Linked DNA regions of Homo sapiens: all the other regions are linked to region 3. A link is a loop called in an ENCODE intact Hi-C map of the cell type or tissue named here. Cell type or tissue: heart left ventricle. All regions are shown on one strand.

Evidence for each region. Peaks named below come from ENCODE experiments on the same cell type or tissue, not always from the same donor. Only the 100,000 strongest peaks of a DNase experiment are listed, where the experiment ranks them.
Region 1: a loop joins it to region 3, with 4 times the contacts of the local background. A loop is called at or near these places in 6 of 110 quality-filtered maps.
Region 2: a loop joins it to region 3, with 10 times the contacts of the local background. A loop is called at or near these places in 5 of 110 quality-filtered maps.

The regions. Positions count from the first base shown.
Region 1 is chr1:30,683,868-30,686,367 of GRCh38, forward strand. No RefSeq gene overlaps it. Among named protein-coding and RNA genes, the nearest start is that of MATN1-AS1, 34 kb to the right of the region's middle. In heart left ventricle, a CTCF peak has its summit at 1,414; a DNase peak (open chromatin) is centred at 1,684; H3K27me3 peaks cover 2,500 bases.
Region 2 is chr1:30,637,878-30,640,377 of GRCh38, forward strand. No RefSeq gene overlaps it. Among named protein-coding and RNA genes, the nearest start is that of MATN1-AS1, 80 kb to the right of the region's middle. In heart left ventricle, no CTCF peak of the experiment used is centred here; no DNase peak of the experiment used is centred here.
Region 3 is chr1:30,521,278-30,523,777 of GRCh38, forward strand. No RefSeq gene overlaps it. Among named protein-coding and RNA genes, the nearest start is that of MATN1-AS1, 200 kb to the right of the region's middle. In heart left ventricle, a CTCF peak has its summit at 993; a DNase peak (open chromatin) is centred at 1,544; H3K27ac peaks cover 1,968 bases.

The DNA.
Region 1 (2,500 bases), 160 kb after region 3:
GACAACTAGACAAGGTCCCTTCTGGAGAATGCAAGGGCTTTGGGGGAAAAACCATTATCTCCAGGCAGCCAAGACAAATCCAAGGGGGTCAATGCTATCGTGCAGCCCCCAGCTCCACTACAGTGGCCAGTCACAGAGACCTTCGTCACCACCCTTCCTGGGAGTGCAGGAGGATTCCCAGGGGGGATCAGGGACAAAGGCCACCTCCATCCCTACTGGTACAGGCCCTACTGACTCTTTCTTTCTTTACAAAGTGACAACTTCACAACATTTCAACTTTAGAAAGTTCTCGGTCTTCAGTACCCACCAAATATGTTGAATAATACTCTGTAAGGTTGGGTTGTTGTTTCTGTAGTTTCCTATAGTTAGTTTGTTTGTTTGTTTGTTTGTTTGTTTGTTTGGTCTTGTTTTGTTTTGTTTTTTGTTTTGTTTTTTCCAACCACCTGCCCTGACATCATGTCCACATGACCTGAATTCAAGGGAGTAGCCCTTTCCCTCCCATCTCTGCTCCATCCACCCACACATGGCTGGCTGCTCACTTAATTCCCCTGGAGCCCACACAGTAAGCCTCGCACCCCACCCAAGACTGTGCTGGGCCCTGGACGGCCAAGGGTCTGAGCCCCTCAGCTCTGCATCCTTGGAGAACAAACACCACCAGAGGGACCTACAGCTTCTGACCACCCCCCTTCATCTCTCACGTCCCACCTGGAGGACTTGGGCTCTGTCACATCAGGCAAGCCCCTGCCTCAATCTGGGCCTCAGTTTTCCCATCCGTTGAGTGAGGTCCAGACAGGGGAGTCAGCCAAACACCAACACCTTTCATTACCCACTGTGAAGAGCTCAACTCCTTGACTCACCATGGGCCCCACTTGGACAGTGCATCCTCCATCTGTGTTCCCAGCACAAGGCCTGGCACACAGCAGGGCAGCATGGTGCATGGTTCTGAGGATGAACCTGGAGTCAGACAGGCTGGGCTCAAGTCCTGGCTTTGCTACCCATGTGGTCTGGCGCTTTGCTTCTAAGGGTCTCAGATCCCTCATCTGTAACAAGGTGACAGCACTGTCACCTCTGCCAGGGGCTGTTGTGGGGATCAAATGCGACAGCGGGTGAGAGGCTCTCAGCACGGGGCCCACACACACTGGGTGCTCAATTAATGTTAACAGCTGTTAATAATATTAAATAACTTCCGACTTCCCCCACGGTGGGCGCCTCCCGGGCCCAGCAGCCTCTTGGCTGGGAAAGAGACAGACGGGGGCCCCCTTCCCCGGGAACTGACTTTCCAGTGGGAACAAGGACGACCGTCGAGGAACCCGACAAATGAATTAAACCAGCACCAGCGTGATGAGCAAAGCGGAGAAGGAAAGAGGGCGCTGTGAGGAGAGCGAGGCTCCTCCGGGAAAGCTCCTTCTGCTCCAGGTGACAGCGGAGAGAGATGCCACCGCGCGGCGACCGGCAGGGCCGCGTCCCCTCTGCGTCCTAGCACAGCGACGCCCCGCCCGCCACCCGCCCTACGTCACCCACAGCCCCCGACACCGCCCCCTCCCCCGGCCCTGGGCTTCCAGTCCCTGACAGTCCCTGGGACGCCGCCCCACAACGCCCGCCCTCTCTGGACCCTAGGACGGCCCCGGGCACCTGCATATGATGTGTGGCCACGCCCCCGCCACAGCTAATTGGACCGGGGTGGACACCTGAACCCAGTCGGACCAATCAACTCCTGGGTTGCCCCGAGACCCGGACCGGGCCCTGTCCACAGGCTGGACCTGAGCGAGGGAAGGCGGGAGACGGAGGGCTGGAGGCGGAGGGCGGGAGGCGGAAGGCTGGCCCTGAGCTGGGACCCGAGAGGGAGAAAGGGCAGTCCCCTCCCTCAGGTCCTGCTGCCCTCCCCACCTCACCTCTCCTGGGAGTCAGGTCCCAGCTGTGACTTAAGCCAGTACCAGTGGGTTTCAGTGCCTCCCAGCAGAGCGCCCCATTCGCTTCCCCTGCTCCTCGCAAGCAAACCAGTGTCCTCCCCTCCCCAGCTCCTCTGCACCCCTCTGGGCCCCTGCCCTGTCTTCTCTGGGGCCACTACTGGACCCAAGCTTCCCAGGGGCCGGGCTTCTGGTGTTCTGGAGGAATGAGTGAATGAATAACAAAGCCTCGGAGCCGCCCCCAACAATGGAAAGACCCAGGGCCGAGTGGCAGGCAGAGCTGGACTTAGGTCCTCCTCTGCTCCTCTCGACCTCCCTGAGCCCCCACCTCCTCACCTGCAGCCGAGCGGGGTGGCCACCCAGTTAGTGCCAGCTGCGTGAGTGCTATGCCTTACGCATTTTATAAATTTCTTTTCGGTAAGAGATTGCAGACCTAGGCTCAGCTTCCTCCTCCCTGAATATCTTGAAATGCACCCCCGCCAGGAGCTATAGGTGGTGGGGGCAGCCAGGAGACAGGGTCCTTCCCAGCTCAGGCTGCGGAGGGAGTGGAGGCCCAGCAGGTGCGAAGCCACTAAGGCCAGTCTTGGTTAGCC
Region 2 (2,500 bases), 120 kb after region 3:
CTTAGCTTTTGTCCCCTGCAATTATCCCTTTATTATAGACCATTTTGTTCTCTAATTGTCTGCCCTGCATAATGTAGCATAATCATATTCCGTCTTGTTCTCAGATATCTAATTTCGTGTCCCTTGGCCTCAGTTTCTTCATCTCTAAGTGCAGTGGTGGCAGAAAGGGAGATCCTGAGATGCTCCTGAGTGCCGCTGCTCCTTCAGGGCTGGGAGGGATGAAAGCGCCCTAGCAAGCTATGCTGCTTTACAGATGAGAATCCAAGGCGGAGAAGTGGGGAAATTTGCCCAAAGTTTCACCCCCAAGTGAGTCCTGAAAGTGCAATTTGAGCTCTGGAATCTGGCTTCAGCCGAGGTACCCTCATCATATCCTCACAATATCCTTATGTGGTCAGTATTATGTGCCCATTTTACAGGTGGAAAAACTGATGAGGCTCACAGAGGTTCAGCCACTTGCCTAAGTCACACATTGAGTGAGTGCTGGAGGCTGAATCTGTATGTGGGGTCCAGGGTCTGTTCTGTTCTCACTGCTCAAATGGTGAGCGGTCCAGGTGTGGCCAGCACCCTCAAGGTGCAGGAGTTGACCACCCAGGTGCACTTGGGGCTGGAGAAATCACCAGCCCCAACACAATAGCAATAAGAAGGAGAACAGCCCTTGTCCCTGCAGCATGTGCTGGTGGTTGCTAAGCCCGTGACATGCATGATCTCTCTGATTCTGGCCCCACCCCATAAGGCAGATGCTGTGATTACCAACTCACACGTGAGGGAACCGAGCTCAGAGAGTGAGGTTAACTTACCCAAGGTCTTATAGCAAAATAGTGGCAGAACCCAGGCTGGAACCCGAGGCCTATGGTCTAACCAGCAGCCACACTGCCTCCCTCCACCTGTGCCTGGGCTTGGAGACCACTGATGGGATCAAGCTTTCCCTTATCTGGTCAGGATCTGGAATGAGAATGCAGAAGCCCCACAGAGGTGAGCGCAAGGGCTCCAGGTTTGGAAAAGGGAGGAGGGAGCCTGGACCACAAACGGCCACCATGCCGGGGGCCTGGAAGCCAGGCCTGCCATGGGCAGAGAGGGATAGCACTGTCTGCCCACGTAAGCCTGGAGGAAGTCACTGTGTCACCTTGTCATTGAGGCCAATGCCATTATCTGGGCTGACCAGGGCCTATCAGGCATAGCTGGGGTGACTGGCAGCTCTTCAGCGGGCAAGGCCCTGACTCACCATGAGTCCCAAATCCAGCAGGAGTTTATCACCCAACCTAATTGTTCTAATTGCCATTGTCATGGCTGATAACATTAGGTGACAGCCACAGCCATAAACTCAGAAAGTCTGAAGTGGGCCCCGGAGAAGGGAGAGGCCTTGAATGGTTTGGAGGGAGCTTAAAAGGGGAGCAGTGCAGTAACTTGAAGCCCTGGGCAGACTCAGGCTGGGGGCAGTCACAGAGTCACAGAGATTACACTCACCAAAGGTGGGAGTTAGAGACTATTGAACACAGTGAAAGAAGAAGTTTTGGTTGTCGGACAGAGAGATGCATGACACTAAGAGAGTAGAATTGTCAAGATCACAAAGTAAGGGTCACAAAACAGCAGAATGCCAGGTGTGAGCATGGTACACTATTGAGATGCTTAGAACATGGCAGAACCTTGGACACAGCTTGTCAGCATCTTGGGCTTAGGAGGCCAGAGTGGTGTGAGGAGCCAATAGGAGAGGCTTCCAGAGAGGCCTGGATCTAAGTCTTGGTTCTGCCAATGATTAGCTCTGGGACCACTGCCTTGCTCCATCTAAAAACTGGGGAAATTAAGCCCCCCTCATGGAGTAGGTGAACCTGAAATGGCAAGATGGGTGGGTGGTGCTTAGCAGCTAAGCACTGGGTATGAAATAGGCATAGATGTTCTGTTGTATTTTACAAAGAGTATACGATTGGGGTGTGTTGGGGGTCAGGGTGGCAGGGCTGGAAGTAATCCTCGGAAATCACACAAACTGTAGACTAGGGCACTCACTGCATGCTTCCCGTTGGAATTACCTGGGAGTTTTAAATCATGGATTCAAAAGGGCCCCTGAGACAAGGCTGTGTACAGGAGCGGCCCTGCCATGGGGCCCCAGCTCCCTTATTCTCTCCATATTGACCCTGTAGGCAAGACTGAACTGCCACTGATCCAAGTCTTGGCAGAATGCCCGTGAACCCTGGGAACATGAGAGTGGCTGCCTTAGGGTGCAGATGCAGGCTGTTGACTGCTTAGCCACAGCACGGATCAGCTTCTCAGCAACAGATCACCCCACTGCCCACGTCGCGGTGTCATCGGGCCCCCTCTGTGTTCAGGTCATCCCGTGGGCCATGGGACATGGGGGGCTGTCACTTTGCTGACCTTGCTTTTACTGGCTATTCAAGTCATAAGCTGCCTGAATCTAAAGAGAGCTCAGTTTTTGTTTGTTGTTTCTTTACCGACCAAATCTATCCCCTTCCTTAGGAAGCCATGTCTGTTTTGCTGTCTTTTGCAT
Region 3 (2,500 bases):
GTTTAAAACAGGGCTATTTCCTCCCTTGAACTGACTCTTCTCCCACCTTACCCAGCCCAGGGCACAGCTTCACCCCACCCCACACTGACCACAAGCCCTGGAGTCCCCTTGATCACTCCTGTCCTCTGCCCTCTGCCCTCTGCATCTGATCCATCCTGCAGCTCTTTGAGATACTCCTTCCAAAATGCATCCCACTCCGGTCATGTCCCTTCATCTCTGCCCACTGCCCAGTCCAGGCCTCTCATCTGGCCTGCCCACAGCTACAGCCTCCCTGACATCCCCTGCCCCCATCCCTGCCTGGTTCACAGGTGGAATCATGTTGCTCCTCTGCTTAAAAGTCAGCCATTGCCTCCGGCTAAACTTGGAATAAAACCCAAGCTTCTCACCCAGCCCTCACGGCCATGGGATCTGGCCTCACCTGCCTCTCAATCATTTGGCCCTACAGTTCCCTCTCCCAGGAGCTCCCTCCCCTGGCTTTTCTCATGCTGGTTCCTTCTCAGCCTCAGCTGTCAATTTCAACATTGTCTCCTCCAAATCATCTTCCCTGAGCACTGTGCTAAGGTCACCCTTCCCCCTGCACAGGGGTGTCCCTTCCCACCCTCGCTTCACCCTTGTCCCCTCTACTCTGTGCTTCTGGGTGGCAGCCCTTATCGGCTACATCAAGGGGCTCCTCATCCTCTGGCTTCAAGGTGAGTTTGGTTAACAGGGAGCCCCAGCAGGAGATCAAGGAAGGAGGAGGAGAGGAAGGTTGGGGTGTTTATCCCCTGACAAGGTCCTGCCCTGGGAAGAGCTAAGGCTAGCTTTCCTCAGACTGCAGCTTTCAGCTCCTGTTATCATGTGGTCCCTCCCCACCCAGCCCCCTGGCAGGGCTCCTCCACCCAGCTTTCTCCATCTCCGGGTTCCACTCATTGCTCCTCCCCGCACCCTCGCAAACCCAAGGGTGGTAATGGAGCCCTCTGTTGCCGGATGCCAGGAAACAGCACCATCTCCAGGATTTCCTTATGCCCTGCCCATGCCTTCGCCTTCTTGGTCTCTTTTTTACACTCTCCAAAAATTGCCTGACTTGACTGTGCCATCTCATCTGTCCCTTGCCACATCCCCACTGACACACTGCCCACCCTCCTCACTTCCGTCTCCTCACCCTGTCCAATTCCCCCACGGAACTTCTCACTTCCCAGCATGATTGCTTGTGTACTATCTGCATCCCCCACCAGAACACAAGCTCCATCTGAGACGGGGATTCATTGCATCATATGTCAGCGGAATAGAGAAAACACATGCTCACACCTCCTAACTCTGCTCAAACTCGCAGGGAAGCCCAGCCAATTCTGTGAAAGTTCATGGTGAAATCACATTGACTTTTAAATGCCTGCACACGGCATTTCCCAAACTGGGATCAGGCAACACTCATTTAGGAGGTGTTGGCAAGCAGTTGGCAACCTGATACCGACAGACCATATCTGCCAGGTTGTCCTCATTTCACCGAGCGCCTCTGACAATTTCATCTCCCGCTATCATGACCTCAAGTCTGTCCACTGGCCCCAGTCCAGACTGGGAAAGCCCTCATGCGCCAGCCCCTCTGAAGCCCAGGGAGTTCCAGCATGAGGCCTTTGCTCCATGGGCTTCATTTCACTGCTGTCTCCACACCCCTCAAAACCACGTGGGCCAAGGCAGAGCCAAGACTACATCAGCCATGGGTCAGGAGATCAAATCCTGGTCTCTGTTCTGTCACCAACTTACTATGTGACTTTGAGCAGGTTGAATTCCCACCCTGTACCTCGGTTTCCCCAAATTCTCCTGCTGTTCCTGCTGCCTGGAATTACCTTCCCAGTGAGCAGGTTGGATCATACATTCTCCTAGCACGTCCCTGCACTGGTGGTGAGACATTGCTCAGAGAGATTAAACTGGCATAGTTCCTGTTGATGGTCATCTTTCTTTAGAAGGTGAGAAAGGAGAAAAAAATGTCAGCTTGGCTATGACACATAACCACTATGATCAGACAGCAAAAGACCCAAGCTCGTGCTGGTCTCTGCTGGCCTGACTGCCAGCATGATTTAGTTCCCAGGGTAAGTAAACTCCTCCTTTCTGGATGAGATGAAGCCTTGAGACAATAAAAATGTGCCCCTCCTCCAATATGTAGGTGATAGTACCAGCTAAGCCAGAGAGGAGGGATGAGGCCCCTTCTTGATGACATAGCCTTTTGGGAGATGGACCAACAAGAAGGTGCTGAACCTGATGATGGGGAGCTGTGGGAATGGGAGAGCCAGCATCAGCCTCATGTTGCCACTGTCATCATGGCGTAGCCTCTGCTGTCCTGAGAGCTCTCTGTGGAGCAACTCACCTGACTCTCACAACAGCACCATGAGGAACTCAGGGTCAACACCATCACCATTTCCAGGTGAGAACAAGGTTTCAGGGCTATATCTCTTGCCCAAAGCCACAAGCTTGTAAGTGGCTATAAAAAGACCATGACAGCACCAAGCCCCAGCCAAGAGCTTGT